Linked DNA regions of Homo sapiens: region 2 is linked to region 1. A link is a contact called in ENCODE Hi-C data. All regions are on one chromosome and are shown on one strand. The core of a region is the stretch at or near the end of the contact, and the rest is flanking DNA. Distances in the headings are between cores, read along the strand shown.

What was found. Hi-C counts contacts between places; a loop is a spot of excess contacts on that map. Pooled maps may share reads with other maps.
Region 2: a map of CD8-positive, alpha-beta T cell shows a loop between it and region 1 (13-fold over the local background). The contact joins the promoter of TANGO6 here to the promoter of CTCF in region 1. A Hi-C loop is called at or near these places in 2 of 168 maps with a recorded cell type or tissue (CD8-positive, alpha-beta T cell and naive thymus-derived CD4-positive, alpha-beta T cell) and 5 of 50 pooled maps.

What each region holds. Positions count from the first base shown.
Region 1 is chr16:67,560,611-67,565,769 of GRCh38, forward strand. CTCF (CCCTC-binding factor) reads left to right here and starts at 1,916. Exons shown (of 12, transcript NM_006565.4): 1 at 1,916-2,114. It overlaps CTCF-DT (CTCF divergent transcript), which reads right to left and starts at 1,699. Exons shown (of 1, transcript NR_158165.1): 1 at 801-1,699. It overlaps LOC124903703 (a long non-coding RNA gene), which reads right to left and starts at 2,840. Exons shown (of 2, transcript XR_007065094.1): 1 at 2,685-2,840. RefSeq lists enhancers at 1,008-1,057, 1,078-1,127, 2,272-3,134 and silencers at 1,358-2,367, 2,888-2,987.
Region 2 is chr16:68,841,414-68,846,572 of GRCh38, forward strand. TANGO6 (transport and golgi organization 6 homolog) reads left to right here and starts at 2,118. Exons shown (of 18, transcript NM_024562.2): 1 at 2,118-2,298. The coding sequence starts at 2,205. RefSeq lists an enhancer at 2,089-2,358.

The sequences.
Region 1 (5,159 bases), core at 666-3,165:
GCCCAGGCTGGAGTGCTGTGGCCCAATCTTGGCTCTCTGCAACCTCTGCCTCCCGGGTTCAAGCAATTCTCCTGCCTCAGCCTCCCCAGTAGCTTGGATTACAGGCGCGCGATACCATGCCCAACTAATTTTTGTATTTTTAGTAGAGACCGGGTTTCACCATATTGGCCAGGCTGGTCTCGAACTCCTGACCTCAGGTGATCCACCTGCCTTGGCCTCCCAAAGTGCTAGGATAACAGGCGTGAGCCACTGCGCCCGGCCCCTACTATCTTTTAAAAGATTTCTTTCTATATCTATCCCCAAACTTATCTGGTCCCTTCACAGCAAAACCTCTCTCAAATTGCATACATGTGCTGTCTCCATTTCCTCACTTTCCTGGTGACTGTTTAACCCATTCCGGTCAGGTCCACCTCCCTGATATACTCACGTGAATCAAGCCAAGGCCATCAGTGACATTCTCCAGTGACTTGCAAGGTGACCCAATCCAATAGCCACATCTCTGGCCCAAGTTTATCACACCGCTCAGCTGATGCCTCCTACCTGAAACCTTCTCTGCCCAGGGATTCCACAACTCAGCGCTAGCTTTCATGACTTCCTAGATGCTGCCTTTCAGACTCCTTCTCCATTACCCTCCCAATATTGGAGTGCCCCAGGATTTGGCCATGGAATTTCTCTTCACTCTTTCCTCCAAGCCAAGCCAGGGGTCGTAAACTGACAGCTCATCTGTGTGGTTTAATCAGCTCATGAAGTTTAAAAACATCTGATTCAGTTGCTAACATCTAAAAACTCTGGAGATTTGACATCTTAAAAATACAGATTTTTTTATTCCTTTAGGGGAAAAAAAAAGAGTATGTTATTGGGCCAGCATTCTCACAACGGAACGGTCAGATGGATGGAGAAGAAGCTGCTCCCTAGATATTGGGTCCATTTGATATCTAAGGGAAGAGTCATATTCCCTGTAAGTACCAAAAGGCTCTCATCCCAGAGCCACCAGCACCTTGCAGTCAGTTCTTGGTCAACTTGACTGCAGGTTGGGAAGGGTCCGCAGGCGCCTCCTGGGGAGGGGTGGGACTGAAGGTCTCCGCCCACAGAGAACAGCTCTCCCGCAAAGACAAGAAATGCACGTTTCCACAGAATTACACAGCGCTAAATACAGAAACTCCTTTCAGTAAAAAGCGATTGCTATGAACGTGTTAAAGCATCAAGTCTGGTTTTCCGCCACCTCTCCGGGCTGAGGTGGCCTGGGGACACCAAGAGGAGGCCCTCCCACTCTCCTCTCGCACCCGCTTTTAGGTGGCCCTCTTCTAGGGCGGAGAGATCACCAAAAGCCGCTGAGCAAGGACAGCCCTTCCAGTCGTCGCTCGCGGGCACGGAGCTGGGAGCGCGCGGGAACCGACCGGGCCTTACTCTGGGGCGGGCAGCTGTAAGACATTCGGAGGGCGGGTCGGGCCTGGCTGGGGCGGAGACTGGGCGGGGCCGGGCCCGGGAGCCTCCTCAGCCCCACTGGCTTGCCCCGCGCGCGCTTCCTCCAGCCACCCCCACTTCCCCAACCCTGTACGGGTTCAGGGGGCCGGAGACAGCAGCTAGGGAATAAGGTCAAGCGGACTGGATCCGGCACCGCCCAGGGGCGGCGGCCTCCGCCCAGGAAGCCCCACCCAGCGGGAGCCAGGACGCCGCGGCGCCGGCAGAGCCCACGAGCGACCCGGCGAGGGCGCGTGCGGCGTGACGACGCGACTCGCGGCGCGTCCCGTGACGCCATCGCGCCCGCTTTTGAAAGTTGGCGCCCGGGGCCGCCTCCCATGCTGCCCTGCGCCAACCCCTCCCCTCACCTTTCCTCCCCCGCCCTCTACTCGCCGCCCGGCCGGTCCCCCCACCCGTCCCTTCCCTTATCAGCACCCGCGGCCCCGGCAGCGCCGACGCAGGCGCACTGCACCGCGCCGCCGCCATTTTGTGTCTGAGCCTGTGGAGCGATTAAACCGTGCGCGGAGCTGCTTCTTTGGCGGCAGCGGCGGCGGCGGTGGCCGGTGCGGACGCGCGGAGCTCGCCGGAGACGCCGGGTGGCCGGAGCCGTGGAGCGGCGGCGGAGCGGGCGCCGCGGGGGGTGTGGCGCGGAGGTAAGGGGGCCCGGGGTGGAGGAGGTTTCGCGGGCCGCCTCTAGGTGTCACGATGGGGCCGCTCCGGTCGGCGCTGGCTGCAGCCCGGCGCCAGCGCCGCCGCCGGGGGGTGTTTGTCTCCCTCTACCGTCCCTGCTGCGGCGCGGCCGCCGCCATTGCCCGTCGCCGCCGTGGCCCGGCCGCCCCCCCCACCCCCACGCCCGCCCGCCCGCCCGCCCGCTAGGCCTCCCTCCTGGCAGCGCGCTAGGCCTCGGGCGGCGGCAGAGGCAGAGGCCCGCGCGCCCGGCGACTCCATTTTCCTTCCTTTGTCTGCCCTCGAGGCCGGTTCTTGGCCGGCCGATCGCCCGGCCGCGGCCCGCCCTCTGTCCTGTGTCCTCCGCCCCTCCCGCGGCGGGTGGCCCCAGCTGAGACACTATCTCCGCGTCCCGGCTTCGGCGCCCGCCTAGCTTAAGGGTTCGGACCGACTGCCGCCGCGCGCTAAGCCAGGTCCCGGTGCCGTATGGGTGTCGGGCCCTGGCCGTCGCGTCTCGGGCTGCCCCTCCTCCAGCCAGCCCCGTCCCCGGAACCTACCCTGCCGGCCTGCGTGCCTTCCCAGCTGCTTGGCTGCTCGGCGGTCGCTCCCAGTCCGCGCGTCGCCGCCGCTGGTCTCCGTCTCCGCCGAGTGGCGCAGGCGGCGCTGCAGCGGCTGCGAGCAGAGGGACCCCAGAGCTGCCGAGAGCTCCCTCTGCAAGGCTGGCTGAGCTGCTCGCACCTCTACGCTGCCTGAGCGGGCGGGGGGACGCGCGCTCGCCGCCCCCGCTGCGCCCCCAAACTCGCGCCCGGGTTCCTGGCCGGACCCGACCGGTGCGGCCCCCCCACGGTGGGCGGAAAAGATGCGAGTTCCGCACCAAGTAGTTTTTATCCAGCCGGGTTCGGACTCCCCAGCCGAGTGATAGCAGCCTGACTTTGTGCGCTCAGAGATCTCAAAGGGACTGAAACTTAAATTTCATTCTGATCTCAAGTGACGTGACAAATTTCTGAATTTGGGAGTATGGGCTAAGTCCCTTGAGTTTCCCTCCCGCTTTAAAATGTCCTCACACTAACTTAGTACCTGATGCTCTAGGGCTAGGTGAAGGCGGTTCTGCCCCAGGATTGTGCAACTCGATCTAGAGCGCCAGTAGGGCAGAATGAGTTTATTCTTGACTCGACTGGTAATTTGCCCATGCGATGAAATATGAGGGTTGATGTTGTAATTGAATCCTGGGTCACTTGCTGCAGATGGTTTATAAATATCTACGCCTAATGTAACTACTGTTTAGTAGGAGACTTCCTGTAGCCCCGAGTTCAGCGTTAAGTAAACATTCGCATACGTAGTCTTCATACTTTGAGTTTCGATCAACTAGGAAAGTTAAAAACCAAGTCCTCATAGGTGGGAAAGGAAGTTAAACAAGGCATATATTTAAATTTATTCGGTCCTTAAGTTTTCTTTCTTCACTAAAAAGCATCCCGTTGAATTGCGGGAGTCTTTTGCTTTTCCGTAAATATTCTAGTGCCTTAATATAGTTCATTGCAGCAGTTAATGTATCAGTTCGGGTTGTTTTGGAGAGAAGAAAGTCTGGATTAACCTGTTTTTAGGAAGGAAGCTATGTTAAGTTTATGAAGAAATTAAACAGCCTGGTCCTAACCAAAGTTGTCCAGTCCACTGTATGTAATCTCAATGTGTAGCTCCTCACTGCAGTCCTCTTCGTAGGCACGCTTTCTATGTCTCCTTTTGGAACCCTGCAAAATATTCCTGCCACCCCTCTTCCTCAATAAAATTGCATAGAGTAACTAAATGCAGTAGCGTTGATTGATAGTTAGACTTGGGAATAGAATCACCTTTAATTATCTAATATGTTAGTCCAATTGTGTAATTTATTGCATTCTTTTGTGACTTTGTTTTCCTTTTGAAATTGTGGTTAAGTAGCATGTTTTATTTATTTAAATAAGCTCAACATTGAGTTAAAAATTAAAATACAGCAGGTGTATAATCGAGCCAGGAGTAAAGCTTGTTTTCCCGGGTTAGTACTGTGCTCCATAGACCATATTTTGCTTCTTGGTTTGGTTGTTTCATATGCAGTCATCAGCTTCTTGGGTTTATACGTCATTTATGCTGTTTTAGTGGAATAGACCTTTTCCACACAGTTGCTATCCTTTGAAATTCCCATATGCCAGGAATCATGCTTTGTTTTGTTTTTATTAAAAAACAATCTACGGAGAGAATAAATTGAGGATGAATTGATATGTTAGGGTAACCCAGACCTTTTTTTTTTTTTGAGACGGAGTCTCGTTCTGTCCCCTAGGCTGGAGTGGCAGTGGTGCGATCTCGGCTCACTGCAACCTCTGCCTCCCGGATTCAAGCAATTCTCCTGTCTCTGCCTCCCAAGTAGCAGGAATTACAGGCCCGTGCCACCACGCCCGGCTAATTTTTGTATTTTTAGTAGAGACGGGTTTTCACGATGTTGGCCAGGCTGGTCTCGAACTCCTGACCTCAGGTGATCCACCCGCCTCAGCCTCCCAGAGTGCTGGGATTACAGGCGTGAGCCATCTCGCCAGGCCAGGACCTGTTATTTAAATTAGTGATAGGAGGATGATTAAAACAGGAATGTTTGCCTGCATAAGAAAATACTGCCTATTTAAGAGTAGTTGTGGCTGGGAGCGGTGGCTCACGCCTGTAATCCCAGCACTTTGGGTGACCAAGGCGGGAGAATCACGAGGTCAGGAGATTGAGACCATCCTGACTAACACAGTGAAACCCTGTCTCTACTAAAAATACAAAAAATTAGCCAGGCATGGTGGCACACGCCGTAGTCCTGGCTACTAGGGAGGCTGAGACAGGAGAACCGCTCGAACCTAGAAGGTGGAGGTTGCAGTGAGCCGAGATTGTGCTGCTGCACTCCAGCCTGGGCAACAGAGCAAGACTCTTATCTCAAAAAAAAAAAAAAAAAAAAAGAGTAGTTGTAAAGGTTAACTTTATCGGGATCCATTCAACCTATGTAAGAATTTAAGAGGTGAAGTTGTCCTTAA
Region 2 (5,159 bases), core at 868-3,367, 1.3 Mb after region 1:
TTGAATTCAAACTTGATAGAATTTTCAAGGTAGGAGGATAGAAAATATTTTAGTTACCAGTCTCTTCGCTTGATTTCTAACACTGAAACATTTAGGCTGGCGGCGTGAGGGCCTCTACCTGTACTTTTGCACCAAACCCCTCAAGCCTTCCCCACACAGTGCTTTACCCCCGTCTCACTAAATGTTTAACATCTCAAAATACTCTTAAAATTTTTTATTTCCCAAATGAACCTGTGCCCATACACAATGGAGAAAACATTGTCTAATGACAAAACCTGGAAAGGAATACACAAAATAAAAAGAGCACAGTGGCAATTTTGTAGGTGATTTATTTCCCATTCAAAAATATTTTTAAGGCCAGAACCGGTGGCTCACGCCTGCAATTTCAGTATTTTGGAAGGTCGAAATGGGCAAATTGCTTGAGCCCAGGAGTTTGAGACCAGCCTGGGTGACATGGTGAAACGCCATCTCTACAAAAATTAGCCGGGTGTGGTGGCATGCATCTGTAGTCCCAGCTACTTGGGAGGCTGAGGCGGGAGGATCACTTGAGCAGGGGAGGCAGAAGTTGGAGTGAGCCAAGATCACACCACTGCACTTCAGCCCGGGTGACAGTGAGATTCTGTCTCACACACACACACAAGATTTTATTCGGAAGGCTGAGGCAGGAGGATCACTTGAGGCCAGGAGTTTGAGACAAGTCTGGGCAACATAGAGACTCCATCTCTAAAAAAAAATTTTTAGCGTTTTTCCCTCTCAGGCCCTGCATTCCAAAATGACAAAGAAAAGAAGAAACAAGAGTCATGCCAAAAAGGGTAATAGCTATGCGCAGCTTATTCTCGCCCAAGGACCGGACCATTAAGAAGTTTGTCCTTTGGGCCGGGCGCAGTGGCTCACGCCTGTAATCCCAGCACTTTGGGAGGCCCAGGTGGGCAGGTCACTTGAGGTGAGGAGCTCAAGACCAGCCTAGCCAAGAGGGCGAAACCTTGTCTCCACAAAAAATACAAAAATTAGCCGGGCATGCTGGGGCACTCCAGTAATCCCAGCTACTCGGGGGGCTGAGGCCAGATAATTGTTTCAGCCTGGGAGGCAGAGGTTGCAGTGAGCCGAGATCACGCCACTGAACTCCAGCCTAGGCGACAGAGCGAGACCCCATCTCAAAAAATAAAATAAAAATAAAGGTCCTGCCCTCAAAAACATTGTCCTGTGTCTGCGGCATGACTTTCAGACAACATGGTTTTTCAACGTCCCACCAGGATTTATGTAGGTGAAAACCTGTTTCCGATAATCTGAATCTCAAATCCATTCTGTTTTACATATAAAAACAGTTTGGCGGAGGGCATGGTTTTGATAGACCCTGAATTTTCGAGGAATGCATCAACCATGAAAACAGAACACAGATCGAACTTTTACTGGGAACTTTACTAAGTTCACTGAAAAAAAAAATCATATTACCCATAACAACATTTGTAGCTTTACATTCACGATGGATATATATGCGTGTGTACGTCTGTACTTAGGTTTTGTTTGTTTGTTTGTTTTGAGATGGAGTCTCGCTCTGTCGCCCAGGCTGGAGTGCAGTGGTGTGATCTCGGCTCACTGCAACCTCGACCTCCCAGCTTCGAGCGATTCTCCTGCCTCAGCCTCCCGGGTAGCTGGGACTACAGGCGCCCGCCACCACGCCTGGCTAATTTTTGTATGTTTAGTAGAGACGGGGTTTCACCATATCGGACAGGTTGGTCTCAAACTCCTGACCTTGTGATCTGCCCGCCTCGGCCTCCCAGAGTGCTGCGATTACAGGTGTGAGCCACCGCGCCCAGCCTGAATATTGTTTTTCTTATCCATACTTCACTGTAAGCAGATGGAAGCATCTGTCTGCTTCATTATGTCTGCCAGTGTTGAGTACCTGAGTATTTTCATATTGAAATATAGCTTTAATGATACATTACTTCTCTCTTCCTTCTTTACATAGCGGTTAATCATATTGAGCTTCTGAAATTGTGCGCGTGGGCAGATTAGCCATTTTTGGGTTCCCTCTTACCCCCCGGACTAAGCCGGGACGGAAAAAAAATGTGAAGGGGGCGTTCCCGATCGATTTGGCCCCGCCCCATAGTGTGCCCAGAGCCTTCTGCCACACTTAACATGGCGGCGGCGGCGCCCTGCCGAGGCGCCTGAGCGGGTCGCGAGCGTGGTGTTACACTCCAGTCATGGCGGCCCGACAGGCCGTGGGCAGCGGGGCTCAGGAGACATGCGGTCTGGATCGGATTTTGGAGGCATTGAAGCTGCTGCTGAGCCCGGGAGGTGAGAGGACGCATCTCCGCGCCGGGCTGGACCCGGGACTCTCAGGGCCGCCCGGCTTCCGGGGCTGCCCTGCCTTCCGCAGCGTGCGCCCCTTAGGCCCGCCTCGGGACCCTCCGCCCGCTGCTGGGGGCTTTGAGCATTGTCTATGCCCGTCCTCATTACGTTCTTGAGGAAACTGAGGCTCAAGGAGGGCGCGGGATCCGTTGACTGCTGATATTAGCCAACATCTCTTGAGCATTTGCCTTGTGCTGGGCTCTGTCAGGCGGGGCCGTTATTTCATTCAGTGCTTACTGCAGCGCTCTTGGGAGGGGGATATGGACCCAGCTCCAGAGAGGGTAGGGCGCCCGCGACGTAGAAATGTGAGGTCCTAGCCGCGTGAGGGCGCAGGGGCCAGCATGGACCCTTGAGATTTGTACGAAATGCCAAGAAGTCCAGACATCGGAAGCAGTGACGTTTGAAATGGGTTTGGGGAGAGTATTTAGGGGTTACCAGGCGCTTTTAATCTTTGTGGTGCGTGGACAGTTTCTTCCCAGTCTAAAATCTGAAGGGATATTGGGAGTGGTTGAAGCTGCTACTCCTTTTGCGACTGAGGACACCCAAGGCTCACTGAAGAAATTAAGTAACCTGTCCAAGATCACGTGGTCAAATTAGGGGCAGAACACGGACCTAGGCCCGAGATCTACTGAACCCCCTTCTCAGAATCAGACAAATTGTTCAGTATAGGGGCTCTGATGTTATCTGGAGCTTTTGGAAAGGACGTGGAAGATAGAGCTCTGCTTATCACTGGGGTGTATATTTGGGGGAAGGGATGGGAAGGGATCTGTAGAATTAGCAAGGGCACATGAAAGGCCAAAGGGGATCACCTCCCAGTCTCAGATTTTATACTTAAAACTGCAAAAACTTCTGCAAACATTACACCACACCAGCGGGAAGTGAACACAAGTTACTAATATTAGTAAATGAGTGCCTACTAAGTATCAGTCCCCATAGTAGGCTGTTGACATACACATCATTTAATCCTCATTACGATCCCCTGGGATCGGTACTACTTGTATTCAATTTTTACGGATGAAGGACCAAGGTTCAGGTACATTGGAAATTGCCCAATGTCAGACTAGTAAGTGGCAGAATTTGAATTTAGGTTATTTCCACTAAAAGTATGGTAAATATGCTACATTGTCTCAATTAAGAGTCAGACTGCAAAATAGAATTTTAAGTTGCTAATCGAGAGGTCACTTGTCTTCTAACGGCAACTCTTTTTTTTTTTTTTTTTTGAGATGAGGTCTCACTCTGTTGCCCAGGCTGGAGTGCAGTGGCACAATCTCGGCTCACTGCAACCTCTGCCTCCCAGGTTCAAGCGATTCTCCTGCTTCAGCCTCCCGAGTAGCTGGGATTACAGGTGCACACCACCATGCCCAGCTAATTTTTGTCTTTTTAGTAGAGACGGAGTTTTGCCATGTTGGCCAGGCTGGTCTCGAACTCCTGACCTCAAGTGATCTGCCTGCCTTGGCCTCCCAAAGTGCTGGGATTACAGGCCTGAGCCACTACACCTGGCCTGCAACTCTCTATTGTATGACTGAGAACACGTTTAAATAAGCAAAAATCCTGAAAGTAATCATCTGTTATGAAACATGTATATTATGCTTCATTTATAGAAGACTCTCTAATCTCTATGAGTATGTGGTGGAGTACACATATATGTACTCATTTAATTTACAGAAATTCAAGCATTCCTATTTGAAGAGGAATTAGTTCGTGAAATTATATTATTTTGTACATGTAGTCTTATATATTATATGAATCTGTCTACTATTTTATCATATTAGCTGCTTAGGGAATTTAAAAATATCTGTAGTGGCTGGGCGAGGTGGGCCATACCTGTAATCCCAGCACTTTGGGAGGCTGAGGCAGGATCCCAGGAGTTTGAGACCAGACTGGGCAACATAGTGATACTCTGTGTCTACAAAAAACTAAAAAATTGGCCAGGCATGGTACTACACACCTGTGGTCCCAGCTACTGGGGAGGCTGAGATGGGAGGATTGCTTGAGCCTGAGAGGTCCAAGTCTAGGCTGTGGTGAACCATGATTACACTAGTGTGCTCCGGCCTTGGGTGACAGAGTAAGACCCTATTTTGTTTTTTGTTTTTTGTTTTTTTTTTGAGACAGAGTTTCACTCCATCACCCAGGCTGGAGTGCAGTGGCATGATCTTGACACACCGGAACCCCCACCTCCCGGGTTCGAGCAATTCTCATGCCTCAGCCTCCCTTGTAGCTGGGACTATAGGCACCCACCACCATGCCTGGCTAATTTTTGTACTTTTATTATTTTTTGAGATGGAATTTCGCTCTTGTTGCCCAGGCTGGAGTGCAGTGGCGCAATCTCAGCTCACTGCAACCTCCACCTCCCAGGTTCAAGTGATTCTTCTACCTCAGCCTCCCGAGTAGCTGGGATTACAGGCATGCGCCACATGCCCGGCTAATTTTTTGTACTTTTAATAGAGACGGCGTTTCACCATGTTGGCCAGGCGAGTCTCGAACTCCTGACCTCAGGTGATCTGCCTGCCTTGACCTCCCAGAGTACTAGGATTAGGATTACAGGCGCGAGCCACCATGCCCAACCTCAAGAAGTCAGCTGGATTTTCATATCTGCTTCTCCAGTCTGTCATGATAGGTTGTTTTGACTGAAGTACATGAAGAAAACCTAGACTCACATAGATATGTAACTGGAAAAGGGAGGAGAGTTCAATCACCTTTTCAAATAATTATGTACATTCTTTTATACGATTCTTTCTTTTTTTTTTTTAGACGGAGTCTTGCTCTGTCGCCCAAGCTGGAGTGCAGTGGTGCGATCTCGGCTCACT